Regions from separate parts of the Mus musculus genome. Here region 2 is linked to region 1. The links are chromatin loops, found by intact Hi-C in ENCODE. Cell type or tissue: left cerebral cortex. All regions are shown on one strand. Links, peaks and the distances in the headings refer to the core of each region. The heading gives the core; the rest is flanking DNA. Region 1 overlaps Gm46397 (a long non-coding RNA gene). Region 2 has its middle 120 kb from the start of Gm41044.

The links. Hi-C counts contacts between places; a loop is a spot of excess contacts. Peaks named below come from ENCODE experiments on the same cell type or tissue, not always from the same donor. Only the 100,000 strongest peaks of a DNase experiment are listed, where the experiment ranks them.
Region 2: it touches region 1 in a loop (2.7-fold over the local background); 2 of 42 quality-filtered maps call a loop at or near these places.

What each region holds. Positions count from the first base shown.
Region 1 is chr13:102,325,978-102,342,911 of GRCm38, reverse strand. Gm46397 (a long non-coding RNA gene) reads left to right here. Exons shown (of 4, transcript XR_001780850.2): 4 at 269-355. Among named protein-coding and RNA genes, the nearest start is that of Gm36703, 15 kb to the left of the region's middle. In left cerebral cortex, for the core only: no CTCF peak of the experiment used is centred there; DNase peaks (open chromatin) are centred at 8,258, 8,512 and 8,754; H3K27ac peaks cover 231 bases.
Region 2 is chr13:101,885,135-101,902,068 of GRCm38, reverse strand. No RefSeq gene overlaps it. Among named protein-coding and RNA genes, the nearest start is that of Gm41044, 120 kb to the left of the region's middle. In left cerebral cortex, for the core only: no CTCF peak of the experiment used is centred there; no DNase peak of the experiment used is centred there.

The DNA of each region.
Region 1 (16,934 bases), core at 4,650-12,649:
AAGACATACTCAGACCTCTTGAAATACAGGCAGTGCTTTGTTTTTTCACATAGTTGGCATTCAGAAATTCTAGAAGGCAGAAAGTACGGATTAGTGATTCTCATCCTAAAATTTCTGGAAAAGCTAAGTTGTGAAAATCAATGCACTGTTAATAGTCACACGTGGTACGCAACCAGCTGCGCTGTCATGAGAGTCCTCTGTGCTTGACGATCTGGGGTGAACTCAATACAAAGTCTTTCTGTACCCCCATCTTACTGCTGCCTTCTAGATGTCAAGACCTGGAGTTGTGGATCACACAGAGATGTCATTAGATCGGGGGAAAAGGCCGTAAAAGAAGAGACCCAAGCAAGCCGTGCCCCAGGTATCCTAGCTTCTACTTCAAACACAATTTTTTTTCTGCCTTACATATGGAGTCTCATTTTTGCCCTATCAAAGCCCTTAAATTTGCAAACATTTTTCTGGTAAAAGGAGGGACTTAGCTAAGTCATAGGTATAATAGAGTTTATATTATATGAGTCTCTTAAATATTCTAGGAAAATATACAACCTTATTGTTGGTGAGTATACATTTCAAGTATCTTCAAAAAGCTTTGTGAGTTTCTTCTTCATGTTGTATCTTTCAGGGGAGAGAAATGTTAATGTATTTCAGTTGACTTTTTTTTTAAACTAAAATTAGTGTTGTCTTGAAGAACTCTTTGTAGATCTAAAAAAAAAAAGAAGACAAAAGGAACACCCCTCGACTGGTTGAAAGGCATCTGTAGAAACCCTTATCTAACACCAGATTTGAGGATTAAATACTAAATGTTTTCACCTTAAGACTAGGACGAGCACCAACATATTTGGCTTTGCCTAGTGGATGTTCCAGCTAAGGGATGTAGGCAATGAATTTAAGAAAAGAAAAAGAGAAGCCTCTTCTGTGAGTGGTTTTGTGGCACAGTGGCAGGACACCGGACAGAAGCAACTTAATGGAAGACAGATTGATTTTGGTTCCAGGCTTCATTCCATCACAGTCGAAAAGACATGGCAAAAGTCACAGTAGTGGGCCAGGCCGTGGTGGCACATTCCTTTAATCCCAGCACTTGGGAGGCAGAAACAGGCAGATTTCTGAGTTTGAGACCAGCCTGGTCTACAGAGTGAGTTCCAGGACAGCCAGGGCTACACAGAGAAACCCTGTCTTGAAAAACAAAAACAAACAAGCAAAAAAAGTCATAGTAGTGAAACTTGTGGCAGAAGCATCCCACAGTCTGGCAGATCAGGAGCAGTGACAAGACTGCAAGCAAGACTCGGCCATTGCCCTAAACATCCTGTACCATGGATCCTGCTTTCCTAGCTAACCAAGTGTCACTAAAAATTGCTGAGAGTTAGCAGTTGTGCAAAAATAAGAGCTTTGCAGGAGACCTTTCACACTCAAAACACAACAGTTCTCAACATGGAAATAATTAATTAATTAATTAATTAAAGCTATTGCCTTTTGCAAATAAGACAATCTCCCATATATAAAGTTGGAAAAATTGCTTTTGAAACCCTGTGAAGTGAACCGAGATAGCAAGTCTTCAGAATAGAAGGTCAACATCCTAAATGATTATTTTTCAATGGACAATCTGAAATGAGACTAAGAAAACAATTGTATTTACAACTCCATGAAGAGGAATGGGTCTGCGAAAAGCAGGACATGCACAACCCTACAAATTTATTAAAAGAACTTTTAAAAGATGTAATTGGAAGTAGAATGGTATTCCACAGTCATGGGCTGCATGATTTAATATTTTTAAAGTGGCAATATTTCTTGAAATGGTTTACAGATTGAAGGAAATTTCTAACAAAATTCAATAAGGATTGGAAGCCTGACCCTATAATCTCAATAAACTCAGAATATCCACCATAAACTGAGAAGTATCTCTGAAACCTTGGTCTTCAATCAAGGTACGATATGGCCACACCAATTGAATGCTGCAGTATAATACACAATATTGCCATAATAATACAGGGAAGGGAGTGATTCTTTCTTTTTAATTAGGTATTTTCCTCATTTACATTTCCAATGCTATCCCAAAAGTCCCCTATACCCACCCACCCCCACTCTCCTACCCATCCACTCCCCCTTTTTGGCCCTGGCGTTCCCCCGTACTGGGGCATATAAAGTTTGCAAGTCCAATGGGCCTCTCTTTCCAGTGATGGCCGACTAGGCCATCTTTTGATACATATACAGCTAGAGACAAGAGCTCCGGGGTACTGGTTAGTTCATATTGTTGTTCCACCTATAGGGTTGCAGTTGAAGGGAGTGAGTCTTAAAGAGGTTAATTTTAACAATTACAGACATTTTGTTTTCAATAGGGTGTCAAAATCATTCAGTGAAGAAATGATAGATTGATTAACAATGGCCTTGAGAAACTGGATATCCATGTCCAAAAGAACAAATATGACCCCCCCCCCCACATCACACTGTATACAAATATGCAGATGTCAACTCCTCAGAGGATATAATTCTCTCAGAGCTACATCTCCAAAGCTCTCAGACATGCATGTGGGAATAAACCTGTTGTGACCCTTGTTCAGGCACTGGTTTCTTGAACACAATATAAAAAGGCACAAGAAAGGAAAAATTCCACTTTCATCAGAATGGAAAACGTTTGTGCTTTGTTAGACAGTCTTAAAACTGGTTAGAAAAGGCACAGGGTAGAGGGGAAGTGTGAGAGTTGTGTATCTGAGAGCAACTCTTATCTCCTGTGATAAAGATAAAAGGGCTATCCAACTGACAAATGGAGAAAAGGATCTGAATGGCACTTCTGTAGGGATGATGACCACTAAGCATGTGAAAGGTGTTCTGTATCATTAGGTTTCAGAAAAGTGCAGAGCAAACTAATGGGAAAATGCTTTGTAGTTACTATGAAACTAAAACTTTTAGCAACATCTAAGAAGACACATTAACACTTCTACAAGTGTTGAAGAGTTAATGGGAAAAGTGGAAGCCTCATATATAGCTGGTGTAAAGGTTGATAAAACAAGTTCAGCAGGTCTAAGGATACCACATACCTCAACAACTTATGTCCCTGGTAATGAAGCTTTAACAAAATCAAACATTTCCATTCAAAACCTATTTTTGTGAATGATCACAGGATCAATATAAATAGTAGCTGAAAAGCAAAACAACAAAATTTGTATCAATTAATGGATGAATAAATAAATTTCACTACATTCACTCATATAATAGTCACAAAAAGAAATGACTTACTGTTATGATTTGAATATCATATGAGTCTATGATATATCATAGGCATGTATTTTTCCCATTAGTTCATTTACTTATTTACTTTACATCCCAATTGGAGCCTCCCTTTTCTCAAGTCCTTCCCTCACACAGTTGGATGATCCTGATGGTAGTAGGTGAGGGAAGATGTGGACCAGACAATGGAGGTCAAGGTACCCTCCTCAGTTGGCTGTGCCTCAACCAGACCCTACCTATCTTAGTTGGATCCTCTGCTACTCCAATTGGTTCACCTGAGACAGCCTGCAGAAGTGAGTAGCCTTCATTGTCCCCTGAGCCCTATTGTCTAGCTCTGGGGTACTCCTCAATCTATAGGAGCCTTGTGGTACCCCAAACTGGATGCATAAAGAGAATCCATCATTCTGCTATACAAAAGAAATACATCTCAGCAACAAAGATAGTAATTATCTCAGTATAAAAGGCTAGAAAAAAGTTTCCCAGGCAAGTGGATTCAAAAAACAAGCTGGAGTAGCCATTCTAATATTTTATAAAAATAGACCTCCAACCAAAAGTAATCAAAAGAGACAGAGAAGGACACTTCATATTCATCAAAGAAAAAAAATCACCCCAAAGGACATCTCACTTCTGAACATCTATGCTCCAAAATGTAAGGGCTCCCACAATCTTAAAAGAAACATTAGTAAAGCTTAAATCACACGTCAAACCGCAGTGGGAGACCTCAACACCCCTCTCTCAACAACGGACAGATCATCAAGGCATAAATTAAACAGAGAAATAACAAAACTAACACAGGTTATGATTCAAACGAACCTAACAGATATCTATAGAAAATTTTACCTGAACAAAAGAATATACCTTCTTCTCAGCACCTCACAGAACCTTCTCCAAAATTGAGCATATAATCAGTCACAAAGAAAACTTCAGTAGATACAAGAAGATTGAAATAACCCCATGCATCTTATCAGATCATCATGGGTTAAAGCTGGACTTGAACAACAATAGAAACAACAGAAAACCTACATATTCATGGAAATAGAACAACTCGATACTCAACTATCACTGGATCCGGAAAGAAATAAAGAAATCAATTAAGACTTTCTAGAATACAGTGAAATGAGGGCACACCATACCCAAACTTATGGGACACTATGAAAGCAGTGTTAAGAGGAAAGTGCATAGCATTAAGTGCCTTCATAAATTGGAGAGTTTTCAGACTAAAATATTAAAAGTACATTTGAGAGCTCTAGAAAAAGAAGAAGCAAACACACCCAGGAGGAGAAGATAGCAGTAAATAATCAAAGTCAGGGCTAAAATCATTAGAAACAAAGAGCACAATACAAAGAATGAACAAATCCAAGAGCTGAGAAAATCAACAAGATAGACAAACCCTTAGCCAAAGTAACTAAAAATCAGAGATACCCAAATTAACAAAAATCAGAAATAAAAAGGGAGACATAATAATGAACATTGAAGAAATCCAAAGAATCGTTAAGTCTTACTTCAAAAGTCTCTATTCTACAAAACTGGAAAATCTAAATGAAATGGATTATTTTTACACAGATACCACTTACCAAAGCTAAATCAAGATCATATAAACTATCTGAATAGTATTATAACCCAGACGGAAATAGAAGCAGTCATTAAAAGTGTCCAACCCACCCCACTCCGTCCCCCCAAAAAGAAAAAGAAAACAAAAACAAAAAAAGCTGTGAGCCAGATGATTTCAGTGCAGATTTCTACCAGACTTTCAAAGAAGAGCTAATGCCAATACTCTTCAAATGATCCCACAAAACTGAAGCAGAAGGAACACTGCCAAGCTCATGCTATGAGGCCATAGTCACCTTGATACCTAAACTTCATAAAGACTCAACAAAGAATGAGAACTTCAGACCTATTTCCCTTATGAACATTGATGCAAAAATTCTCAATAAAATACTCTCAAACCAAATCCAAGACCATATCAAAGACATCATCCACCATGATCAAGTAGGCTCTATTTCAGGGATGAATGGGTAGTTCAATATACAAAAATCCATCAACATAATCCACCATATAAACACACTGAAAGAACACCCCCACATGATTATCTCAATAGATGCTGAAAAATCATTTGACAAAATCCAACAGTCCTTCATGATAAAAGTCTTGTAGAGAGCAGGGATACAAAGGGCATATCTAAACAAAATAAAGGCAATATACAGCAAGCCAATAGGCAACATCAAATTAAATGGAGAGAAACTTAAGGTATTCCCACTTAAATTAGGGACAAGACAAGGATTTTTCCGGTCTCCCCATGTGTCTTTAATATAGTACTTGAAGTTCTAGCTAGAGCAATAAGACAACTAAAGGAGATCAATGGGATAAAAATTGGAAAGGAAGAAGTCAAAGTATCATTATTCACAAATCATATAATAGTATACATAAGTGACCCCCAAAATTCTACCAGAGAACTACTGCAGCTGACAAACACCTTCAGCAAAGTGGCTGTATACAAAATTAACTCAAAGAAATCAGTAGCCTTCTTCTGCAAAAGTGATAAATGGGTTGAGAAAGAAGTTAGAAAGACAGTACCCTTCTAAATGTCCACTAATAATATAATATCTTGATGTAACTCTACCCAAGCAAGTGAAAAGCCTGTATGACAACAACTTCAAGTCCCTGAAGAAAGAAATAAAGAAATATATAAGAAGATTGAAAATTTCCCCATGCTCAGAGATCAGTAGGATGGACATACTGAAAATGTCAATCTTACCAAAAGCAATCTACAAATTCAATGTAATCCCCATCAAAATTCCAATGCAATTCTTCACAGATCTTGAATTCTTAACCTCATATGGAAAAACAGAAAACCCAGGATAGCTAAAAATGATCCCGAACAATAAAAGAACTTTTGGAGGTACCACTATCCCTGACTTCAAGTTGTACTACAGAGCAATAATAATAAAAAACTCTATGTTATTTGTATAGAAACAGACAGGTGGATCAATGGAACAGAATCAAAGACCCAGAAACAAACCCACACACCTATGGACACTTGTTTTTTGACACAGAAGCCAAAACTATACAAGGGAAAAGGGAAAGCATCTTCAATAAATGGTGCTGTACTAACTAGGTGTCTGTATGTAGAAGAATGCAAATAGATCCTTATCTATCACACTTTATAAAACTCAAGTCCAAATGGATCAAAGACCTCAATGTAAAATCAGACACATTTAACCTAGTAAAACAGAAAGTGGGGAGTAGCCTTGAACTGGTCAGTACAGGAGACAATCTCCTGAACAGACCACCAATGGCTCGGGCACTAAGGTCAAGAATTGATAAATGGGACCTCATGAAACTGAAAAGCTTCTGTAAGTCAAAGGATACTATCAATAGGACAAATCGGTAGCCACCAGATTGGGAAAAGATATTCACTAGCCCTACATCTGACAGAGAGCTAATAGCCAAAATATGTAAAGAACTCAAGAAATTAAACATCAACAACCCAAATAACTCAATTAAAAAAAATGGGGTATAGAGCTAAATAGAGAATTCTCAACAGAGGAATCTCGAATGGCCAATGAACACCTAAAGGAATGTTCAACAGTTAGTCATCAGGGAAATGCAAATCAAAATGATTCTGAGATTTATACCCATCTCAATGGCTAAGATTAAAAAAAACCAAAGGACAGCACATGCTGGCGAGGTTGTGGAGCAAGGGGAAACACTCCTCATTTCTGGTGGGAGTGCAAACTTGTACAACCACTCTGGAGATCGATTTGGTAGTTTCTCAGAAAACTGGGAATAATTATACCCCAAGACCCAGCTATGCCACTCCTAGGCATATACCCAAGAGCACTTGCTCAACTATGTTCACAGCAGCTTTATTCATAATAGCCAGAAACTGGAAACTCAGCCACTAAAAACAAGGATATCTATCATGAGCTGCACAGTCAAATGGATGGAACTAGAAATTATCATCCTGAGCGAAGTAACCCAGAACCAAAAGGACATGCATGGTATGTCCTCACTTATATGTAGGTATTAGCCATAAAATACAAGATAACTATACTATAGTCAACAGACCCAAAGAAGTCAAATAACAAGGAGGACCCAAGGGAGAATGGCTGAATCTTTCTCAGACAGGGAAACAAAATGGATATTGGAGGTCAATGGAAGGAGGGAACTGTGTGGGAGAGGGGATGGGAAGAGGAGCAGAGGGAGGAGGTGGGATCAGAGGTAGAGAAAGCAGGGTAGAGAAGGGAAATGGGTGGGGTGGGAGGGGGCTCCACCCAGCAGCCGACAGAAAGAGATGCAGAGACTCACTCCCAAATATTAGATGGAGCTTGGGAGTCTTATGGAAGAGTTGGGAGGAAGATTGAAGGACCAGAGTAGGATAGAGGTTCCACAGGAAGACAAACAGAGACAACTGTCCTGGACCCTTATGGGCTACCGGAGAGTGATTTACTAACTAAAGAGCAAGCACAGGTTGGACCTGGGCCCCTGAACATATGTAGCAGATGAGCAGCTGGGTCTTCATGTGGGTTCTCCAAGCAACTGGAGCAAGGGCTGAACCTCTTGCCTTGTCTGGCCTAGTCCTCCAGGGAGTTGATGAGCAAAGGTCTGGGGGCAGGCAGTTAACACCCAGAGGGGGATTTTCCAGTCTCAAAAGAGAAGGTAGAATGGGTGGAGGACTTCCGTGAGGAGTACTAGGAGGAGAAGGAGGGATGATATTGGGTTGTAAAGTGAATAAATAAATTTAATAATGCTTAGGATTGTTATCTAAGGCAAACTCTAAACTGTCCCATCTGAGACTTCCATTTTCCGTTTCTTTCATTTCTTTTGGAATCTAACAGGCACTCGGCCTCAAGGTTGTCATGGGGATTTTTCTTTCTTTCTTTCTTTCTTTTTTTTTTAACTAGAAAAGTATTTCTTTTTGAGCACTGCTTGTCCTTCTGGCTACCTAGTTTAGCTCCTTCATCTTGGCTGGCTATTTGCAGTTTGATTTTTCACAGGGGTTTCCTTGTGCATACAGAAGCTGCTAGACTACTTGGGTATACATTATAACAGTGAGGGGAAAAAGTAAAAGAGTTTAATAAGCAGAGGTATTAACGGCTTTCAAATGAGTTGGCAATATATCCTCTCTCCCCTTCCTCCATCGCCACACCAAGAGGCACCTGCAAACAACAACAGTGATGACGGATGATCTGGAAGTGCCTTGCAGGGCCCATCCATCACACGCAAACTCAGGTCCGTGCCGCTTGGCTTGTGCTAAATGTGGCCTCGGAGACTAGAGTTTGGCTGCGCTCCAAGGCCCCTCTCTGGCTTCTGTCTTGCTGTTTTTATATATGATCTGCAGGTGTTACTGATATAATTTGTCCAAGAATTATGTCTGATGTCATGCTTACGAGTCTAGATTTTCGGGGGGTCAGTATGGTAGTATAGGAGAAGCCCCACCCCCACCCCGAAACGCACTCCCTGGTGATTGCATAATTAACAGCCTAGAAATAGCTTCGCGTGCCTGTTGCTGAGATGTGAACATATGGTTATCACTAATTTGGAATCGCCTTTGAGAACTAATTCAATTTGGAATAAGAGATCTAACCAGCATTTAGCATCAAACATATGATTATAATTTTAGAATTATGGAGAGAAGACTCAATCTCTTGGGCATTTTAGAGAGAAGACATCTTTTCAAAGGGTGGGGGAAGGGCTGGATGCTGGATGCTGGACAAGCAGATGCCACAGGTTGAAATGAAGACTTTTATTTGTTTATTATTTATATTAATTAATTAAGTAATTACCATAGAGCCAGTCTGTAGCTAAGAATCCTGCCTGCTGGGATGACAGGAACACACCCTCATGTGTACCTCCTGATGAACTTTAGTCACAGTCAGTGAAAGTGTTCCCTGTGGCTAATGCATTGATTTGTATAACCGTGCATTTAGGGCCTTTCTGTTTTTTCCCCCTTCTCTGTAAAATACTAGTTGGTTGCTTGGCTGAATCAAGCTGCACCAGTAAGGAAGGATGTTTTCTGAAATACATTGTTTCCATGGTCATATTTCTCAAAGATAAAATAGGTTCTTTTGTCACATATGACTACAAAATTGCTTCATTTGGGAATTTCACTGCATTAGACTTAGAATATGGAAAAAGTCAGAGAAAATTAAATAAAGTAATACCACACCATTTAAGTCCATGTGTAACATTTTGTGTATATGTATGTATACAATGTGTGAGTGTGTATGTGTGTGCGTGTTTGTGTGTGTGATTTCCTTATAGCTAAATGAATACAGGAGGAGAAAAGGCTTTGAGATTTATGAAGTTGACAGGGGATTCTTGTCTCTTCCAAAGAGCCACGAAGAGCCTGTGAAGAATGCAACCAAGCTGAGTTAAATGAAAAAGGAGCCAGGGCATTAGACTGGATGTGTCCACTTCTGTCACTAAAATAATTCATTTTCATTTTCACCGCTCTTGTTCTCAATGTGAAGGAGAAAAACCCCACACCTTTTTAAAAAATATTTTTATTAGGTATTTTCCTCATTTACATTTCCAATGCTATCCCAAAATTCCCCCATACCCTGCCCCCCACTCCACTACCCACCCACTCCCCCTTTTTGGCCCTGGCGTTCCCCTGTACTGGGGCATATAAAGTTTGCAAGTCCAATGGGCCTCTTTTTCCAGTGTTGGCCGACTAGGCCATCTTTTGATACATATGCAGCTAGAGACAAGAGCTCCGAGGTACTGGTTAGTTCATATTGTTGTTCCACCTATAGGGTTGCAGTTCCCTTTAGCTCCTTGGGTACTTTCTCTAGCTCCTCCATTGGAGGCCCTGTGATCTATCCAATAGCTGACTGTGAGCATCCACATATGTGTTTGCTAGGCCCCAGCATAGTCTCACAAGAGACAGCTATATAAGGGTCCTTTCAGCAAAATCTTGCTAGTGTATGCAATGGTGTCAGCGTTTGGATGCTGATTATGGGATGGATCCCTGGACAGATGTTATACAGACACTAAGAGAACACAAAAAACAGCCCCACACCTTTTAATAATGCTTTTAGTATGTTTCAATAAAAAAGTTCGGATGTCTCCAGTTGCAATGATAACAATGGAGTCAATATGTAAAATGTACAACACACATTCTCCATGATAAGACATTCTCAAATGCTTCACACACGTGGCTCTTTTCATCCCTAACAACAAATCTTCAGCTGGTTGGCTATATTCTCCCTGTCTTTTCAGGTTGCAGAGAAGAGAGCACAGATCGGGTAAGAATTTCGCTTAGGCTTATGCAACTGGGAAGTAATAAAGTGGAATTGTGACCTCTCAGGCTGACTCCAACTCTGTTTCTCCTGCTTTGCTCCACAGTAAATCATTATATCTTATCCCCCCATAGTAAAAAAAGCTCACAAACTATCCCAGGAAGCCCCAAGGAATCCTGCAGATACCACTTCTGTTTTAGAGTTGGGAAATTAAGAAGCTGACTTCCAAGGGGTTGAGTGGCATCCCTAAGTTCCCTCAATGAGAAAAGGCACAATTAGGGTCTGCACCAAAACCATCTGGTTCCTCTCCTGTGTGGCTTCCATGATATAAACTAAAACAAACCTAGATGAAGGATGTGTGTATGTAGTACATGTGACAGTTCCTTCAAAGGTCCCAAAGAACGACTGTTGGCCTCCTTTTCACCTCAAAGACAGTCAAGTTTTAGTGTTTAGTTCTAGTAAAAAAAAAAAAAAAATCACATTGGCTCTTAAAGAAAGGTTTCCCTTCCAAGGCTATGTTATTAAAGCATGAATTAACATGAAACAAAAAAGGATTCCATGGTCAAAGTTGTTTTGGACTTTTTTGTTTGTTTGTTTTGTTAGAGTTGGTTTTTTGTAAGCCCAGAAACACACAGCATAAAAGATGTGAATTAAGTATACTTGAGTTTCTCAAACACACTCCAGAGAGTGCACATCTATGCAGGCCTGCATCTGCAGGCATCTGTGTTTACGGACTGAACAGTATGTGCGCAGGGCAGGTTGTGCTAGGGGATTAACTCTGACGAACAGCATGCCACAGATGTTTTACTGAGAATGGATGGTGGTTGTATGCACAGATTCCTCCTAATACCAGTGTTGATAACTTTATGGGTGTGTGCAGATTGGAGGAAGGAAGAGGAGATGAGCAGAGGGCAAATGTAAAGCAAGAGAAGAGCGGGGAGGAAGAACTCGGAAGGAAAGTATACGTGTCCTTTGCACTGAACTCTCCTCTTGTTCCCACCTGTTCTCGGGGTGAACATGCAAGACTGTTGTTGACTTAGGAATGGAAAGCCATTCCTCTCTCGATTGCTTGTAGCTTTTTAAGCTTGTTTAACAGCTTTCATCTTAGGCCCCGTGTCTTAATCTTAGTTCCTTCAGATTCTGATTCTCCATTCGTAATCTTTCCCATGCGCTATGGGCATCCATCTATTCCTCACATGTTCCCATTCTCTCCAAAAAATTATTAATATAATAACTTTACATTTAGCATTAGCCCAACCTTTGGGAGTAGTAATGACTGGGAATGATAACTTCATGAATAATAGACATAGATGCTCATGTTTAAATAGAGAAAACAAACAAACAAAAAAAAACACTAAAAGACAAAGGCAGAACTGTAGCAGAGAAATACCGGGAACAAGCAAAAATGGCTGTCTGAGCATAAAAGGTAGAGACTATTATAAAATTTGGAGGGTTATATTCTTATGTTGATTATCAAGTTTATGATAAAATATGACACACTTCACTAACAAATGCATTTGAACGTAATGCCTTCCTGCTTTATAGATGGCTGCCTGACTAGAATGTCAAGGAGGGGACATCACGAGAAAATGAGAGGAAGCTGACAAAAATGCTGAAGCAGGGGTATAATGGGAAGATTTCAACTTGAGCTTTGATTGGATGGCTAAAAACAAATAAACTACAAAGAAAGATCGATGACATAGTTAATAAAGTTGACTGTCCAGATGAAGCTTTGTGTATCTTACAACAGAAAATAACGGATTTGTTTCACAAGCCTTCATGGAGTTGCTGTTAGTTGAAGAATCACGGTACTAGTGGTTCTTCATATGCCGGTTTGCCTTTTATTGCTGTGATAAAGCATGGCGTTAGACAAACTTGGGCAGGGAAGAGCTTGGTTTAGCTTATACTTCCAGGCAAAAGCCCATCACTGAGTCAAGTCAGGGCAGGAACTCAAGCAGTAGCTGAAACGGGAACTGTGAATGGTGTTGCTTCCTGACTAACTCCCAGGCTCATGTTCAGCTACCTTTCTTACACAGTATCCTGGCCCCCTCCAACATAAATTAGCAATACAGAAAATATTTGAGAGCACACCCATAGGCCATTCTGATGGAGACAATTCTTCAGTGGAGGCTCTCACTTCATAGGTGTCAAGTTGGCAACCAGAATTATCAGGGAGCCTAACTTAAGAACAGGGTTTAAAGAAATAGCTTTCAAAAAATTCCCAGATGTCCCTCAACAGAAGAATGGATACAGAAAATGTGGTACATTTACACAATGGAGTACTACTCATATATTAAAAACAATGAATTTATGAAATTCTTGGACAAATGGAAGTATCTGGAGGATATCATCCTTAGTGAGGTAACCCAATCACAAAAGAAGTCATTAGATATGCACTCACTGATAGTGGATATTAGCCCAGAAACATAGAACAAGATACAATTTGCAAACACAAGACAATCAAGAAGAGGGAAGACCAAAGGGTAGATACTTCATTCCTCCTTAAAACAGGGAACAAAATATCCATGAAAGGAGTTACAGAGACAAAGTTTGGAGCTAAAACAAAAGAATGGACTATCCAGAGACTACCCCACCGGGGGATCCATCCCATAATCAGCCAACAAACCCAGACACTATTGCATATGCCAGCAAGATTTTGCTGAAGGGACCCTAGTATAGCAGTCTCATATGAGGCTATGCCAGTGCCTGGCAAGTACAGAAGTGGATGCTCACAGTCATCTATAAGATGGAACACAGGGCCCCCAATGGGGAAGCTAGAGAAAGCACCCAAGGAGCTGAAGGGGTCTGCAACTCTATAGGTAGAACAAAAATATGAACTAACCAGTACCACAGAGCGTGTGTCTCTAGCTGCATATGTAGCAGAAGATGGCCTAGTCGGCCATCACTGGGAAGAGAGGCCCCATTGGTATTGCAAACTTTATATGCCCCAGTACAGGGGAATGCCAGGGCCAAAAAGTGGGATCGGGTGGGTAGGGGAGCAGGGCGGGGGGGGGAGGGTATAGGGAACTTTCAGGATAGCATTTGAAATGTATATAAGGAAAATATCTAATAAAAATATTATAAAAATTGTTTTGTGTGTGTGTGTATGTGTGTGTGTGTGTGTGTGTGTGTGTGTCTGAGTCTTATTATGTAGCCCTGGCTATCTTGCAACTCACTATGTAGAACAGACTGGCCTTGAACTTACAGAGGGCCACCTGCTTCTCTCTCTTGAGTGTTGAAGTTAAAGGAATGCATCACCATGCCCAGCTGAAGAAATGGCTTTTAATCTGGGACTTGATGATGATTCAGCACTTAAGATAGCAGTGGGGAAGACTCTTTCAGACAAAAGGAAGTGTGTGTGTGCTGTGGAATAATATGGAAAGGGTGAAAGTTGAGGTACACTTTTATAAACTTGGTGGTAAGATAAAAAAAATACTTTATACCAGATTGCCAATCCTGGCTCCTTCTCATCAACTGTTTTCTCTAATAAATTAAGTGGGAGGTTTATGGTGAGTATAAGTACTCCAAAGGGAAAAGAAACAACCCCCCACTCAATGCATATACGAATCTAGGGGCTAAGGGGTTAACAATGTAGGGAAATGTTAATGGAAGGTATCAATTTCAGAAACCTGATCTGTGGAGTTTCTCAGAAAGGCCTTCTACAAACTTGCCAGACATGCGAGTCCTAACATCACGGTGAAAGACAGATTATGATTCCATAGGTGTAGGGTTTAACTGGAGAATCTGTGTTATTTAAGGTCTCAGCTGGTGCTGATGTTGCTGGTACAAGGAGTTCCACCTTGGTGAGCAGTATCCCTGCTGACTAAAATGGACTGCCAGATTTGAGAAGTACTTAGCTGCAAGTATCAATATTTGTGTCATCCTGTCTGCCTTTTATCCACTAGCTTATCTATCTCTCCTATTTAATTCTCAGCTCACAGAGCCCTTCTGCTCCAGAAGGTATAGACAGATACAATGTAGTAATGTGCCTCTGACATGGCCCAATAGCAGTTTCTCAAACTAGTTTGCAACAGCATCTTTTGGGGCCATTACCTTATAGGTAGGGTATTGAACCTGTTCCAAACATAACCTAGGATGCTCTCTAAAAACCTGTAGTTTCCCTGGCTCTGTGGATTTTAGCATGCTTATCTTTTTCTTCACAGCCAATATCCACTTATAAATGAGTATATACCAAAGTTGTCTTTCCAGGTCTGGGTTTCCTCACTTGGGATAATTTTTTTCTAATTCTGTTTATTTACCTGCAAATATTGCAGTATCACTGTTTTTAAACAGCTGAGTAATACTCCATTGTGCAAATGTACCACATTTTCTTTAGCCATTATTTGGTTGAAGGACATCTAGGTTAATTCCAGTTTCTGGCTATTATGAATAAATCTGCTATGAACATAGCAGAACATGTGTTCTTGTGGTATGGTTGGGCATCTTTGGGGTATATTACCAGAAGTGGTATATTACCAGAAGTGGGTCTTGAGGTAGATTGATTCTCAATCTTCTGAGAAACCACCATATTGATTTCCAAAGTGGCTGTACAATTTGCACGCCCACCAGCAGTGAAGGAGTGTTCCCCTTGCTCCACGTCCTTGTCAGCATGAGCTGTCATTTGTGTTTTGATCTGACAGATGTAAGATGGAATCTCAAAGTCATTTTCATTTGCATGTCCCTGATGGCTAAGGATTTTAAACATTTCTTTAAGTGTTTCTCAGTCATTTGAGATTCTTCTGTTGAGAATTCCTCTTCCTGGGTTGCTTCATCCAGCCTTGATGTGACGGTATGTACCTGATCTTATTATAGCTTGGTATGCCGTATTTGGTTGATGTCCCTGGGAGGCCTGGTCTTTTCTGAGGAGAGGTGGGGCAGTGAATCTTGGGGAGAAAAGGAAATGGGAGGGGAGAGGCTGGGTGGAGGGAAGAAGAGGGAAACTACAGTTGGTATGTAATATGTGAGATAAGAAAGTTTTTAAAGAGAAAAAAGACATACATGCATAGAGAGAGAGAGAGAGAGAGAGAGAGAGAGAGAGAGAGAGAGAGAGAGAGAGAGAGAGAGAGAGAGAGAGAGATCATGGTTTCCAAACACACAGGAGTCCAGGACGAGAAGTATTTAGGATCTTACCTCTCACCAAGCTTGGTGTACCACCGAGGAGTAGCAGATAGTGGGTCAAGCCGTGTTCACTCCCTCCCCTCTTCTTTTCTTTTACCTTAGAATTTATAAATCCTTTATCTAGAAAACAGGGACATAGAAAACACACAGAAAAGTAAGAAAGGCAAGGCTCATCCTTCCACCGAAAAGCAAATTTTCAGAAAGTACTTGAAACTATTTTTTGTCCATATATTTTGTTTTACTTGGCTTAGCCCTACATCAAACTATGTTTATTATACTGTATTAGTTTTTGGAAGGAGGAGGAGGAAGAGCAAAAAATTCATTGCCATCCCTTATGATTTAAATATAAAATGTCTCCCATAAGCTGTTGTGTTTGAACAATTGGTCTCTGGGTGGTGGCAATGCTGGTAGGTGGGATTTGGCTGGGGGAGATGGGTCACTAGGGATAGGTTATTGAAGTTATAACCACATTTGCTTCCGATTCCCTTCTCTGCTTCTAGCTGTACAAAGATGTTAACAAAGCATGCCACTAACTTTCATGATGCCAACTCCCTGCTGTGGAGAGTCACTCCAGGCACAATGGGAGGGTACGTGCTGATACTGTCCCCAACTGATACTGTTGCTTCTGTAATATTTAGTCACAGTGACAAGGAAAGTAATGAGTATGTTACATGAATATTTGATTCCTGTACTTTATATTATTAACTTTTAAGATTTCATCTCCCAAACAATTGTTCCAAATGTAAACAACTTTACATTTCCTTGACATTTCTGAAGTATTTACAGAAGTGCTCAGTTTCATTGTCATATAGTTAAATGCAATTACTTTTACAAGCTCCATGAGGTTAATATGTTCTATTCTTGATCTCTTGTCAAGATGTGAAGATGTTTACATTTTCACAGAGGGATTTTAAAGAGGGATTTTAAAGTACCTGTATACTGACTATCTAGGTTTACAGATTTTTTTTCTTTTAAAGTACCAGAAACATCATTTTCTTGCTTATGGCTTTCAAAACCATGTTCACCTTCTGTACTTTATTTAGTGAAGCATGTGACTCTGAAACAGAAACACCGTGTTTTACTGTGGCGAGCTGATAAGATTCTGATGGAACATGTATTGCTGATAGGAGCATGGCCATATCAAGGACTCCAATGCCTCAAACCCAGGAGAATGGAAAAACTTTTCTCAGGTCATGTTCAGGGGGTGTAGCAAAGCCACTTCCTGGTCCCTGTGTGGATGTTGACATTTTAACCATAGCTTCTTTCTCCTGGTGTTTACAGCATGAAACTGTCCCCTAAAGAGACATCCTCTCCCCTTTTCCTTGTTCAGCTATGTAAAATGAACCTGCC
Region 2 (16,934 bases), core at 3,100-11,099, 440 kb after region 1:
AATGAAGAGGTTGCAAAGAACAAATGCCACCCACCCCTTGGTCTATGCATAAGAGAGACCAATCATGGACACTGGTCAGCTGCTCAGAAACCACCAGGAAAGATCCCCAGACATTTATAAAAGGAAGAAATTAAAAAGACACTTGCAAAAACAAACAAACAAAACAACAGGCTAGGACCCTCTAAATACTGACATCCTGGCATTCATGGCCTGGAGCAGGTAGCCATTGCTCTGGCTTTGACTCCCTTGTTCATAACATGGGGATGGTCAATACTTAATACTTTGTCCTAGGAGGACTGGAATTGCTAGACTGAAAAATAGATGTGGAAACAGTGTGAAAGGGAATTTGAGCATCATACAGGCATTTGTATTACTATAATAAACATTGTTGCTATTCTTATGTCCTTGTGATTATAATTGCTTGTAACATCTTATATGGAAATGCTTTTCCTAAAATCCAGATATAATCCAGGCCACAGACTCTCCAGTACAGAACTTCCAGTCTCTCCTTTCTAACTTCAGATCTTTCTGAGTTTACTCAGAGTTTGCAGCCTTGGAGCTCTTTCTCTCTTTCTTTCTTTCTTTCTTTCTTTCTTTCTTTCTTTCTTTCTTTCTTCCTTCCTTCCTTCCTTCCTTCCTTCCATTCTCTCTCTCTCTCTCTCTCTCTCTCTCTCTCTCTCTCTCTCTCTCTCTCCCTCTCTTTTATTAGATATTTTCTTTATTTACATTTCAAATGTTGTCCCCTTTCCTAGTTTCCCCTCTGAAAATCCCCTATCCCCTCCCCCTCCCCCCTCCCCCTGCTCCCCAGCTCACCCCCTCCCATTCTGATCCTGGCATTCCCCTACACTGGGGCATAGAGCCTTCACAATTGTTACCTAGAAGTTGAAGGTTGAGCAGCTCAAAGTGTCAATCATGCAGGACATGCATAGACCCTGTAAAAAGGAAAATTGTGCTTCTAAGCACTGAGCAGTGGGACAGGCACTCTGAGCTCCACCACGCCTACCCACCTCACCATCCCCATCCTATTTCTCCCAGAAAGTTGACTTAGCTGAATCTGTCCTGACACAAGATAGCTCTATTTATTATAGACTGGTTATGCTGATGAATTTTTTTTCATTTTTTAAAAACATTCTTGTAAGTCTTTATTTCTCCATTTGCTTTCATTGTCATGACTCTTCATTTTATTCCTAAGGCACATTAAAAATAAGTAAATAAAAGAGTGGCTAGAGAGATGGCTCAGCAGTTAAGAGCACTGGCTGCTCTTCCAGAGGTCCTGAGTTCAATTCCCAGCAACTACATGGTGACTCACAACATTCTGTAATGGGATGCAATGCCCTCTTCTGGTATGTCTGAAGACAGTTATCTCATAAACATAAGATAAATAAATAAAACCTTTTTTTAAGTAAAGAAAGAAAGTTAAACCTTACCCATAATACTCTACAAACCCCACTATTTAACAGTTCCTTATGACCAGAACAAGGCACTTGGATATATAGATGGGGAAGTACATGGTAATGAGAGTGGGGCCACTGTTGAGGTGATGTTTGTGGATGCCATTATATAGTACAACATCATCATATACTGAGCTTGTGGTCCCCAAATCTGTTAGTCCTTAGACTTCCCAGATTTCTGAATAAGATAAATTGTTCTAGAATGTGATTTGCTTGATGCTCCTTAGATAGAATTCTATGATATTTTATCACTATTAAACTCTTCACCTTCCATAGTCATTACAGTTATATAATATTTTTAAATGCCAAATAAAACAGAGGAGCAACCCATTTCTTAGAATAATTGAGTAACTAGCCAATAACAAACTAAAGCTTTATCTTCAGTCATTTAAGTGAACTGAATTTTCACTCTGCTGAACTAAATAGAATATATAATTCTAGTCTATTGCATTGAATAAATATATCATACAAATATATACTGTACAAATTATGGTCAACTGAGAGAGATAAAATGCATCTGACCCAGCCAGTAGGCATAATAAATTTACCACATCTAATGTGAGTTCCAGTCTAAATCTACTTATTTTCAATTTGGGGCAGGGTTGATTCATAACTGTACATGATGAAGCAGGTTTGTGACACAGATACCATTTTTCTCTTACATTGGTTACTTGATGTAGCTAAGAAATCACAGAAGGTTTACCCAGAGAAGATAATAGTTTGCAAGTTCCAGGATGAGGGGCATGCATAGGCAAGGCCTCTGGCTATAGTCATTAGTCAGTAAGAGCCCGGTTTCTTTCTCATTGCTTTTGTTCTCCTTCCAAATACCTCACTCATCTCTAGTCAGGATCTTAAAACTCACAGGAATCCTATGACAGCCAGGCCACAGGTACAAAGAAACCCATGAAAGCAGCCATGGAAATTCCATTCCTGGCAATGCCACGTATCTGCTGTCCAATGGGCAATGCCTATTCCTCTGTCTTGTGATTGGGTTAATTCATTCTCCAAATGAGATCTGGGTGGCAGCTGAAGATGTCTTTTGTGAATGGCAAGTAATGAGCAATGACTTCTGGGTAAACATGATCAGATTAATATAAGAAAAGGCTCATGCACTCAGTAGGGAACGTGCTTGTAGTGACCCTGGGTCAGAAGAGATGATCTCAGAAGTTTCTCATGTAGCAACATCTTAGAGTAACTTTCAATCAGATTAACGTGAAATCTCAAATATGGTCACCTGCAAGACCTACATATGACAACACCAGTTGACATGTCCGTGTGGATAGGGGTAAGCTTTCCAAGACCCCAACCCTAAATAAAGAGCTACAAATAGTCAGTGACTGTCAAGAGAGGGTGAATCTGTTTTCTCCATAGACAAGCTCCCTTAAAAGTTATCCAGTTCCAACTGGTCAGGTCTAAGCACGTGTACATACAGGCAACACTAAATTAGACTGAATATGTTTCTCTCTCTGTTTCTGTCTCTCTGTCTCTGTCTCTGTCTCTGTCTCTGTCTCTCTCTCTCTCTCTCTCTCTCTCTCTCTCTCTGTGTGTGTGTGTGTGTGTGTGTGTGTGTGTGTGTGTGTGTGTGACAATAATAATTAAAGAAGGTGTCATGACTTAGAGAGGAAGTGGAGGTCGAAAGTTGGATCGGAAGAGGGGAGAGGAAAAGAAAGATGCTCCACACACTCCTCTATGTAATTCTCCAAAATATGAAAAGATGAAACTAAAGAGAGAGAATTATTTCAGGCTGATGGGACTTTGTGGGACTAGCAGTTCTTTCTTTCTTGATATAGCTTCACACGTCCTTAATTGCTAACTTAACCTCATTCAGGGTGAGTAAGTGAATAGCCTGCTAACACACACGGACCCGTGCATGCCTCCACAGGCATGACCGACATTCACAGGAAACAAGAAAATCCAATGAGTGTGGAAATGAACGTGATAATATCCTCCCCATGTGAAACATGAGATTTGACATGCTTGTATGTAGACAGGGCTAAAAACTATTACTGAGGTAATGGTGCTCTGTTTGTTATTGCTTGTTTTGATGGTTGGTCTATGCTGGGGCATGAACCTAAGACTATGCTAAGCAAGCAATCTACCACTGAGGTGCATCCCAGCCCTGGACTGATCACTTCTTAAGGGAAACATCTTTGAGAGTATTTAGCTTATTCTATGCATCCCTTCATTTGTTTGAAGGAAGCTGGTTTCTTTGCAAAGCAAGCCAAGAGAGCTTTAGACAATGTAAGAGTCCTCCCTTAAGAGTAAGGCAAAGAAACCCAGTTTAGACTTTCAATTGAGCACAGACAAGTTAATGTCTGCTATTGTCACCTATGCTTTACATCATTCACTTATTAACTTAATTGTTAAGTCATTTTTTTAATTTTTATTTTTCTGGTAACATTCCATAAATAATTTTCATTACCCATCATATTCGCATTATAGAACAGTGAAGCAAAGTAAGGCCGTGGTCCCATGCAAGCAACGACCTCACAGTGTAACAGAGAACTCAGTACAACATCTTTGATCAAGTAGATACTAGTGACACTCTTGTGGGTACCAGTGCACTGCAGATCAGAGCAGATGGAAGTCTTTGCCTCTCTGCAGCATGTTATACATCGAGAAGACTGATCTAGTGGGGACATACACTGAGTGTATGTGAGAGCGAGAGATTGAGATAACCAATCCAAATGAAGTTAGGGCAGAGCACACTAGAATATATGATGTTTGTTTTTAAAGCACAAAAGCCCGGCCTCCAACCCTGTGTGAAGTTTCCCCTTACTGGGAAAGCAGAGACTTTTTAAAAGGTCAGTGCCTTCAATCCCATCACTCAGAAGGCAGAGGCAGGAGGATTTCTATGAGTTCATGGCCAGCCTGGTCTACAGAGAGAGAGAGAGTTGCAGGACAACCAGGGCTACACAAAGAAATTGTGTCTCATAAAAACAAATAAAATGAAACAAATTGTTTTATGAATTTTAAAATATGCTCTAAAGTCATTGACAAAGACAAAAATTGTCTAAAATTATCTATGAATGATATCTCAATACATGCTTTTAATCTACCCAATTAACTGTGATCTTTATTGTTTTGTTTTGTTTTTAAGTCTTTAGGGTATGAAGTTTCCCCAGTTCTCAGTGAACTCACCTTCTGGAGAGGCTGCTCTTGAATGCATCACTAAGTCTCAGTTACTCATAAGACAGAGGTCATTGAAAACCGGTTGGTGGCTGTGACATTTAAGGTCCTACATCTTGAACTCTGCAAAGCTTGTGCAGAACCTTAACATGAGTCTATTTATGTTTCCTAAAATTTATGTGTACACTCTTAGGCACATGTATGTACATTAGTTAAACATGGCTGAGTTGTACATAACATATCATTACAAGTACTTGGCTTCAGCATATGGAAAATTAGATTGGGATACGGTATGCCGAGAAATTCTATAATGTAAGAACTTTTAAATGATTACATAGCTCTGTGATGCGTGTAATAATATGGCATCTGTGTAATTTTGAAACCACAGCAGTGAGGTATGATTGGAGTTGGGTAGTTCCCTTCTCCCACAGGGAATGCTAGATCTAGCTGAAGTTAAGTGTAGCGTCTGTCATTTCAGGAAGGGTCCCAAAAGACTAGGCAGGTTAGACTCTGGTTCAACAGTTTCTCCTGAAGGCAGACCTGCAAACAACTGGTTGTTCAGTCTTTGTTGTTGCTGCTGCTGCTGCTGTTTTGGTTTGGTTTTCGTTTTCGTTTTTTTCAGACAGGGTCTCTCTGTGCAGCCCTGGCTGTCCTGGAACTCACTATGTAAACCAGGCTGGCCTCGAACTCTGAGCTCTGCTTGCCCTCTGCCTCTTGAATGGTGGGATCAAAGGTGTGTACTACCACTCCTGGCACTCTAGATTATTTTAAAAACACTCTCTTCCTCCATGCTCCTTGCAGAAGCATTGGGGGGGGGGGGGATTTTTCTCTGATAGTTACCATATGCAAGCCAGGATTCTGGGGGCCCCTGCTGGGTGACTAAAGTCCTCTGTAAAATTGGGTAGGTAGGGAGTGGGGGTGGGTGGATGTGGAAGGATTTGGGGATCAAATCCACAATCAAAATACCATTAGACAAAATTCTCAGTGGACTAATAAAAATAAAAGAAGCAGTGATGTAGAAAACTTTGAAACACACATACACACACACAGAGACCCAAAGACAGAGACAGAAACAGAGAGGGAGTAGCCTAAAAATGGTTAAATTACTTACCCAAAGTCACCATGCATAGGTACGGTAGTGAAACACTGCGGTCCAGATCTCTTGCCCTGTTCTCTTTCTACTGAACCTTTCCACCTTTGATGTCCAAAGTGTCCTAGTAGTCTAATTTGAAAGGATTTAAAGCCCAAGATTTACTGTATACAAATGTGTTAGTTTCACATGATTTACACACTGCATTCTAAGATGCCTTCTCCCATCCAAACCTCACCCCAGATTCACCAAGAGAGGGAAGTTTTGTTTTGTTTTCTCCATTTCTCCTGAAGGGCAGGCTCCAACTCACTCCAGCCACAGGCATCTGTAAGAGCTATGAGCCTTGTTTTCAGCTCATAGCCTTTTGGGAAATTCAGCTTCAGCATGCTGGGTTTGTCTTCCGGGTCCACTCAGTCTCCTGCAGCTCTGTGCCCATGGGCTTTTGTGCTGTGATGGACGGGACTGAGAGGATTCCAAGTTCTTCCTCTCTTATTGCCACAGGTGCACAAACAAAACTCTCATCCCATGGGCTTAAGGGTCATCTGGGGTGACAGGCCCACATCCCTCCCCAACGCTCCCAACTCAAGAGTCACACTTTGTAACCGCCTTCCCAAAGTGAGAAGCAGAGGCAAAAACTCTATGGCAAATTAAATTCAGGAATGGCAGCAGAAAGTGAACAAGATATTTTTTATAGACAAGTTTTTGTCAGCTTGGGGCATGGCTAACAAACAATGGGGATTGCTCAAGATGCTTTCAACAGGTCCAACTCGGGACACAGAAATTTAACAAAGAAGTTGATGTTGCAAGGCAAAAGCAGTGGAAAGATGTCCCACACTGTTTAAATCAGATGCCCTGACGAGCACTAGATATCTCCAATACCATTTGTTGAGCCCCTAAAAGACAATGCTGCTAACAACCGTGGGATGGGTCACCAGCCCAGGCCTGTAGCAGAATGTCATGCACAGGCTACGTTGACCTAATTGAGCTGAAATTCAAAAGCTGCATGTTGATCCCTAAGCAAGTACATTGCTGGCCCTTCTGAGTCGACCTTCAGTTAACAAAGATACACATGGGGACTAATGCACACGCCTTCGTTTGTTTAAGTTCACTCAAGCGATAGCATTTTAAAAGTTGGCTGTGAACAATGGCCATTTAGTGGTTCCTGATCAGCTACATGACCCAAGAGCTAGTTTCTGAAACCCTCTTCTGTGTCATTCATTCTTTCTATCCATTCAAGCAGACTGGACTTGGCTGGAACCCCTGGGGCTCTTTGGGGTGAAAACCTGCAGGTGGATGGAAGAAATGAGGGAGATAGGAATACATTTGTCCTTAAGTGTCATCTCTTTTAATACAGAGAAAGATGTTTGAAACCCAAAGTCTATGGGGTAAAGAAAGAATCTGTTCAGAGAGATTTTATACTTACTAATTTCAAAGCATCAATGGTGATATATTATGTTTGTCCTCATGAAAACTCTAAGATCTATCACTATCCTAAATGTTAACTTTGGAAAAAATACTTTTACATATAAGGAATTCATTGTTGATAGTTGTCGCAATTCAGTGTCATTTTTCATATTGGTTTTCCATTTATCATTCTCTTTCTTTAATAAATTTTGAATATCTGTATAAACAGTAAGATCTCCAAACTTCAAGTCAATGTATATGTATGTATGACATTTGTTGTTTTCAAATATCATCATTTCACACACAAATGCTATGAAAGTAGCCTGTCCTGTTTGCCACTGATTAGCTTTCCCTGGGGTGTTTGACATAACCTTGGAACAGGGATTATTGCCGTTTTAAATTGGGGATTCTAGTAGAACCAACTAAATCTAAAAGCCAGATGCAGCAACTTTTTGACCAGAAAATGTTTTGGTCACATGGTCAGTGTATTGACATCTGGTTGTTATTTGGGAAATTGGGAACCTGCCACATTCCTGTTCTGAGTTCAGAAATAAACTGAAATGACAAAAGTCTCATTGTACCCAATATACGTGCAGAAATGAAAACATCTACCAGTTGCCTATACATTTAATCTGGCTCCCAGTATTGTTCTGCACAAGGACACACGCTGTCAAACATTAAACGACGAGATGTCAAATAGACCATGTCTGTTGTCTCTAATGATGCTGTTTTCATTCAACATAGTCCCCACAGTCTAGGTTTCTATTCATCTTTTTTTTCCAACTGTGTACAGGTACTAATTAGCTTCAATTTATGGTCACCATTAAGCTGAGAGCCAAGTTCCATTTCTTTTGTCCCTTTTAAACTTCTCATCAGAAGTTAATCAGCTGGCCATGGTAGCACACACCAATCAGCCTAGCACGCAGCTGTCTGAAGCATGCGATGTTTGCATTTGAGGACATCTCGGGCTATATAGTGAGGGAGGTAGAGAAACGGTTCAGTGAATAAAGTCCTTACACACCAAAGTTAGGATCTGAGTTCAGAGTCCCTGGTCTGCAAATAAAAAGCCAAGCATGACGGCACGTACGTAATTATCACGGCACTGAGAAGGCAAAGACAAGATGAGCGCTTGGGCTGCCTGGTCAGCCTGTCTAGCTAAATGAATGAGTTCCATGTTTCAAAAGTTAAGATATAAATTGAGAGAAGAAAGCACCCCATACTGACCTCAAGCCTCTATGTGCATGCCCACACAAGGGCACATGCACTCACATAGACACAGAATACACACAAATGCAAAGAAAGGCCCACTTCAAAAGATTTGAAGTCCTAAACCTCTGGTTTTTACTTTACCCAGGTATACACCAAACACGTGCCTTAGGATGACTAACATGGCACTGGTACATTCCCCTCAAGTCTTTCTGAGGTATCTGTCCTTTGGCTCCGATTTGCCATGTCAGATTGCCAGCCTCCCAAGGTTCATCTAAGGTTTCAGCTACACAACAACAGCAAGAAAGGAAGGAAGGACAAGACTGTGGAACGGCTCAGTGACTGAGCACTCACAGGCATGTCAAGACCCTGGGCTCCATCACTAGCACCACACGAAAAGACAACTTGAAAAATGGACTGAGAATGTGTGGCCTGGCTCCTGTTGGTCCCTACACACTTTCTTGGGAGCGCCTCCTTCAAAAGACAGCTCAACTAGTCAGTTTTCCAAGCATGATTTAACAAAACCAAATATTTGGATTTTAGGAAAACGAATGCTGAACTTTTGACTCAACATGGTCTCAAAAGCCAGGGTAACACGTCATGACACCTGATAAAGGAATGCAAGTTCTGTCCGTGGTAGGAAAAGTCAAAGCAATGGCTGCCTGGACGCCTCACAGAACGACTTACAATCTAAATTGAGAAGCCATCACTTTTTTTTCTTTTTCCTTTTTTTTAATTAGGTATTTTCCTCGTTTACATTTCCAATGCTATCCCAAAAGTCCCCCATACCCTCCCCCCCACTCCCCTACCCACCCACTCCCCCTTTTTGGCCCTGGCGTTCCCCTGTAAGGGGCATATAAAGTTTGCAAGTCCAAAGGGCCTCTCTTTCCAGTTATGGCTGACTTGGCCATCTTTTGATACATATGCAGCTAGAGACAAGAGCTCCGGGGTACTGGTTAGTTCATAATGTTGTTCCACCTATAGGGTTGCAGTTCCCGTTAGCTCCTTGGGTACTTTCTCTAGCTCCTCCATTGGGGGCTGTGTGACCCATCCAATAGTTGACTGTGAGCACCCACTTCTGTGTTTGCTAGGCCCCGGCATAGTCTCATAAGAGATAGCTCTATCTGGGTCCTTTCAGCAAAATCTTGCTAGTGTATGCAATGGTGTCAGCGTTTGAAAGCTGATATAGTTACAGATCCATAGTCATTTAGTTGCCAGTACTTAGTTAACTACAAGGATGGGTCTATGACAACCTCTCCTGGGTGTTTTTAACTTAAGACACAACAGATGGCTTGACCAACAGATTCATCCAACTCTTCCAAACTGAAAATTAGAAAGGAGCAAATCAAACACCACATTTTCCTCTCAGATGTTAAGCTAAACTGATGCGGGCTTGCTCCTGTAATTACGGTATTACAAGAGATTTATCGCCATCAAAGTCAATCAAAACACACCAAACGAAAGCTGATAAAAAACACAAGAGAGGCCGTATAGAATTTTTTTTAATCCCACAACTAAAGATCTCATTGATTTCAGCCATAGATGCATTTCCTTCCACCGAAGAGTCCCGGAGTTAGAAAATATAACTCTGGTGGGGACCTGAGCTATGTTCTGACTGCACGGTATTCATTGAGTTCATTTCCATCTGTTGGTATTTTTTAACAACAACAAAAAAATTGCTTTGTATTTGGTCAAGCTTTTCAAACTTTTTAAGTATGAGAAAGTAATGCAGTCTCTTAATTCCAGAATATTCTAAGCAAATAAATACTATTAATGAATCTTCTCTTTAAATACCGTATTGAGTACAAATTGTCTGCACATACAAGTTCCTCCCAGACTTGTCTGTGAGACTTCCAGGAAAAAAGTGAGGGTCAAAGAGGTTAAGACTCCCCACAGACGGGTTATCAAGCATTATCTCCTTCATTCCTTCCTGTCTCCTAATGCCCATGTGACATAACCATGCCAAGTGATGGCAGCTCAGTGAAGGAGCTGACCCAGGCCAAGTGTCCCTTGTCCTCCTCCCGTATTAGTGCAGCACCCTGTCCACATATTTCCCAATATCAACTCTGCTGAGATACTCCCTTGGATGGAGTCAGAGATCAGCACTCACTCCGAGCTATAACTTCCAGCTCCCGCCAGCCTGTCTCCACTCACAGCATTCATTTAGCAAGGAAGCATAGCAAAATTTATAGCCTGGGCTTTTATCTTGAGGAGTTTTAGCACCATGAGGAACCTTATACTCACTCGTGCTTAAAAGCTGTTAAGAAGGCAAGCCCTGAATTTGTTTGAACCAATAGGGAAGAACAGTAGCAAGGCTGCAAATAAATCCGAGAATCAACAGCTTGACATGCTCCAGACTCCTGATTTTATATTTAACGTCTGAAGATGCCACCGGTTAAAGAAAAGGAATGTAGCAAAGATTCAGTTGGCACTCGCTCTCAAAGCTGACCACCTGACTCCAAGCCGCAGAAACTACTTGAAAGAACCAACTCCTTTAAACCCTGCTATACATACACCATGGGCTTTGCAGGTCCACACACATGCACATGGTGAATGAGTAATATATATAAATAAATGAATACATATGCATTCATATATATCTTATGGTGTATTTGGGGAGTTTATAACATGTTATATGGGATCTAGATGGAGGGCAAAATGGCTGCTACACTGGGCTAGATTAGTATAGCATTTTCTATAGTCACTTCCTCAGAGGAGAGTGGCTACTATCTACTAATTTGGCAAAGATCCCTCATACAAAATAATTTTATTAAATTTCTCCTTGTATATTAGACACCTAGCCTGTTCATTCCACTTCTCTGGAATTATGTGTAATCTGACCTAACCCTCCTTACCCTCAACCTCGACCCCGACAATCATGTCTATCCTCACTGAACAGCTGAACTCTTTGGTTGTCTCATTCCATGTATAGCTGGAATCATTAATTTCTTTCAGTTGTGCGTGTGGCTTAGTTCACTTGGCATGGTATCCTCCAAGTAGTCTATCCGTGTTATGCAAATAGCACACATCTCTTTCTTTTTAAGGGTAAATTACAATCCATTGCACACAAGCACAAATGTACCATATTATCTTTACCAACAGTCCATGGGATGGGGAATATCTGTGTCTTCGATTGCCTGCATTGCTGCCTGTGTTCCCTATGTCTATAAATGATGATAGTGGCTAAGTGTTCAGTCACAAAGTATTCACTGAGTACCCACTGTGTGCCAGGCCCTGCTGTATGTCTTAAAGATACAGCAGTCACTCAAAGAGACAGAAATTCTTTTTCCTGACTTTTCTTTCCATACCATGCATCCTTTACCTTTTCCTAGGGGCCATTTGCAGTAGAAGCAATGAGATAAAAGGCCATTCATTTTAAACAAAAAATTTTAGCCTGGACATTTCCACAGAGAGTTGATCACAGGCTGTCAAAATCTGGCAAACAGCCATGCTCAGTCGGGATTTCTGTCTCCACTGTGGCAATTCTGGTACTCAGAGCAAGGCCTGGCCTATGGTGGGTGTTCAGCAAATGCTTGTGGAACATTTTCCATCATCAAAATTGATTGCCTTAGATCTTGTCTTAACTGCTAATGGGTATATCCATCCTAGATTCCCAGGCCCCTCCTAACCTAGACATCAGACCATTATCCATCTGTTCTCGAGGACTAGTTTTATCTGGTCAGTTTATACCTAAAGAATGACACCACTTGGCCATGCTACTTATTCACATAGAATGAACCAAAGCTTCTTAAGCCATGGATCAATGGCCTTAGATAGGGTCATAAAACCGACTGTGGGGGCCACAAGAAGTTGACATTAGAAAAGGTTCTAAAAGCACAAAGAAATCTAACTCAAAATAAATTCTGCATTGGTTCTTATGCATCTCTGGCAGCAATCACATGTAGTGGTGTGCACAGCTTCACTGCAGTGTTGGCTCTCAACACAACATTGTATGCTCAACCCAACCCCACCCCCATGCCAAACAGCAGTGGAGACAACTAACTGAAACACCTAAGGCTGCCATGTGTTAGGAACGAAGTGGCTTTACTGTACACATGAAGTGGCAGTTCTAACAGAAAAGTGATGATTTAATATAGAAAACAAAAGACTCAACGTTTTCCTATTTTCACTCCTCAGCATATCATTGTCTAATTAGATTGCATTGTATGCGAATGTTTGGCTTTGGAAACTGTTGCTCCAGTTTCTAGCATGGGTTGCATAGAAGGTCACTGGATGAGTTTTAAATTGAGATTAGGACAGAATTTCTAAGAATTTCTGAAATGGTCTGAACTTCTGTAGTTCCTATTATATAGTTATGTGAATTAACATTTGCAGCATTGGTAGTAACAACAATGATAAAATCATAAAATAACGATCAACTCTGGAAAATGCTGAAATGCCAACAATTCAGACAAATTTTAATTCCTTATGTAAAAAATAAACAAAAACATTCATCTTGTTAGCATGCAAATTTACTTTTGTGCTTGCTAACAAATAGCAAAATTATATGTATATATTGAAAAGGTGTTTACAATAGATTTTATACTTTATTATCAATAAGAGTTTTATTTGTATGCCCATATTATAAACTTAGATATTCAAGTTCATGTACAGTTAAATTGGTCAAAAAAGATCCGTTGTAGATTTGATTTAATGCTTGTATTATGTTAATTGGGTTCTCCCCAAAATTACTCAAGAATCCCACAGGTAAGGTGCTGCAGGTCCATGCCCCAGTTAATTCTAATTGGTAAATAGAGTTGTCAGTCAATAAGCCAGGGGCAGGACTTTAGATTTCCTGGGCAAGAGAACAAAGGAAAGAAGAGACACCATACCAGGGAAGCAGAAGGATCAGGCTTGAGAGCTGCAGTGTAGAGAGACTGCCAACATGTAAGAGTCAGGATCGAAGCCCAGGAGGGCTGCAGGCCTGGGTAGGGGACAGCCAGGATGGTTTTTAGTAAGTAATGATTCAGGAAAATCAGAGAGGAGAGTGTGCTAGCAACATGGAGGATTGAAGTTGCCCAGCCATTGAGCTGTTCAAGGTATACTAAATATAGGGCTGTGTGTCATGGTTTGTATAGGCTTGGCCCAGGGAGTGCCACTACTAGAGGGTATGGCCATTTGGAGTAGGTGCAGCCTTGGAGTAGGTATGACCTTGTTGGAGTAGGTATGTCACTGTGGGCATGGACTTTAAGCTCCTCATCCTAGCTGCCTGGAAGCCAGTATTCTACTAACAGCCTCCAGATGAAATTACAGAATTCTCAGCTCTGCCTGCATCATGCCTGCCTGGACACTGACATGCTCCAGCTTTGATGATAATAGACTGAACCTCTAAACCTGTAAGCCAGCCCCAATTAAATGTTGTCCTTAGAAGGGTTGCCTTGGTCATGGTGTCTGTTCACATCAGTAAAACTCTAAGACACTGTGTGTGTGTGTGTGTGTGTGTGTGTGTGTGTGTCTGTATGTATGTATGTATGTATGTATGTATGTATGTATGTATGTCTTTCATTCGAGGATCCAGAGCATTGGGCAGGTAGCAAGAAACTCATGCGACACTGCCAAAGAGATTAGAGCAGATTATCCAACTACTGCTACAGGGGTCATAGCAGAAAACATTTATGAAGACCTAGAGTAAACCACCTCTTTCACTGAGATTTAAAGCCACAGTGTCAAGCAGGGGCAGTTGTAGCAAGTCATTACATTTCCCCTATCCATATCTCCACCTTTCATGCATTCCATGAAAACAGCATGGGCTATCCATCAGACCGGAGGACTTTCAGAACCACATGTCCTTAAGCTGAAGCCTGGGTCAATCTCATATGGCATTATGGATGAGAGGTACCACAGCAAACCATTTCCATGACAAGCCAGAATAGACATGTTTTCAACTATATTTACTTTACCTTTGTAGTAGGGACATAACTCTATACAAAAAAAAAAGTCTATTCCTGGCTGGGTTCTAGTAGCTATTGACAAAAGCAGGCATCAGGTCAGTTTTTGTCTTTGAACTTTTTGTTTTTGGTGGTCCCTATTCCTGACCCAAGGATGTGTAAAATAATCTCAAGCCCACTCCAGGTCATTCAATCAATCAACTACAGACCTGTTGTCTAGAATGCACATATCTGTGATCAGGTCATCTTTTATAAAAGAAAAGATAGCAGTCAGGCATGGCTGTTTACCATGTTATCCCAGTGCTCAGAAGCCTAAATTAGAGGGTCTTCAATTGGAGTCCAGTCTGGGCTACATAGATAACCCTGTGTCACAAAGGGGAAAAAAAGTAATGACTGCTCTGTCTGCTTAAGTTATCCAGTGTGCACCAAAGCCCAGGCTGCTGAAGCTCTGCTCCTGATGACAGCACACATGCGCAGAAGTGTTGACCAGAGATTTCAAGTTTCAGTGTGAGGGTGCTCTACAATCATCTGGGACTTGCGGGATCTGGGAAAACGAGACATACAGGGCACTGGCCTATTTACATAAGAGCTACCAATTACCGGGAAATTCTGCTTCTATTGCTCTGGACAAAAAGTCCAGATGTCAGACTCATCTGCCCTGGATCCTGGAGCAGGGTCAGTGGGATGGAGACACAAACTTCTCTGGAAGTTGCAGGCCTAGAGGGTTTCATTAAACTGCAGTGCTTGAAGCCATCTTTTACTGTCCTTGTTCAATGTTCCTAACAAGTCAGGCTACAGTAAAACTAATAGTCCCCTGACAGCTGGCCCCCGGAGAAATTTTATTGTTGTGAGTTATAACTTGCTGCCTTGTGGGGTAGCCAGTAAAAGAAAATCACAGGGAAACAGGACAATAAGAGAAAAGAATAGGGAAAAATGCAAGACGAAAAACCAACTATAAAGTGTGATTGCTGCTGAAATCACCTATAATAAGTTAGTTAGATCATTTAGTCATCAGCTCTGTCAATGCCTTCTGATTGCCTGAGTTTTAGGAAAAGGATGACAATTCTTATCATGAGGTGAATTCTTCCTGGGCTTCTATCTTTTATCTATTTAATAAAAGCAGGGCTTTAGTTTTCTAATTTACTTTTCTCCTAAAAGTTGGAGAGAACTGTGGTGCCTTTAACAGCCCCCTTTCAGTGACTAAGTTAAGTTCGGAAGAACAAGGGGGTGCCTGAGGGTATGTCAACTAGGCTGACCTAACCTCCATTCCTTTAAGCCTGTGAGAGGTATTTACTCCTGCATACTATTTGCCAGAAACCAGTGTTCCTCTCATATCTACATTTAATCTTGAGCCTGGATCTAATGAGAACAGCTATATAGAAGACAGGTAAGCAGAGATGTCTGGTAAAGTTTAAGGGAAGCTGCTTCTCCAAACAGAGAAACCTTGGCCAAGAAAGATGTATGAATGTATCAAGGTCACACAGCCAGTGAGAGGCAGATATGGACTCAAGGCCCAAGTTTACCCATATATTTCTTTGCCTCAGTGCACAGTTGGCTTTTGGTCCATACAAGGTAAGGTCTCCTTCTGCCATAGCTGTGTCCCCCTAGATGAAACATTCACAGTGTTTCGCAGGACAGTGGAGGAGAACAAGAAAGACTCAGGGAACTAATAAGCTTGCAAGATTCCCCAAGACTACATAAGCAATAGCCAACTGCTGAGAGATGACTGAGCCCCCCAAATGCTGAGAAGGAGCTCTTAGAAGCCACTGTCCATGCTGGCTCAAAGCTGGATTTGGGGGGAATAACTGCTCTGTTCTGTCTTTGATACCCTAGGCAGTCACGTTCCACCATGTATTTAACCTATAGGGATGCTGGACCTTCAGGAACTTTCTCAAACTATAAGAGGCCAGTTTAGATTATGGAAATTCAAATTAATTTTTAAGTTCTTGCCTGGTCTACAGAGTGAGTTCCAGGACAACCAGGGCTACACAGAGAAACTCTGTCTCAAAAAAAAATTAAGTACTTGATGTTAATATTCAATAATTTAATAGATGTATTCTATATTTAATTCAAAGACATGATTTACTCAGAAACTTTCTAGTCTCTCAAAGCCCAAGCTTGTTGCCTATCTTCTGTGCACTCTGAGAGCAATTGTGAGGAGACATGGTCAGAAACAAATTTCACAAATGTCTGCCTTCTTAGTCCAACTGCAGAGCATGTACAAGTGGAAATTGACCGGCAGAGCTAGGTACCTACGAACCCTGACTTTAGGAACTACGACCTTCACGGGGAGGGGTCAAGCAACCCTTTATGGAACTCCATTGATCCTCAAATTTTCCTCAGGCTAAGGTCAGAGACACAAATGTCATGAGGAAACTCACTTTTTCCAGTGTTTTCCCAGTCCATCTCACAGGGTAACCATCCCCATAAAATAGATTTCTGTCTGAACACCTCAGAGAGCAGTGCCCGGTGTCTGAACTTTGAGAAATGTGGCCCCACAACCAAAGGCTTTCCTAAGAGTGACTTACTTTTCCAGTCAAACCTTTCCAGGTCTGGCTGTGATCTCATGGCTCATTAAATGGTTAAATAACCGCTCAAGCTGTAAAATTACATATGTGAGAATTTTTCAACTTAACGTACAAATTTTCAGTATATTTGTCCTGCCCATCCTGATTCTTAAATGCTTCTTCTGAGATGTTCTCTACTGCAAAAGAAGTTTGACCTTCAACAAGGACACCCATCTTGATGGCAGGAAAGCAAACCACC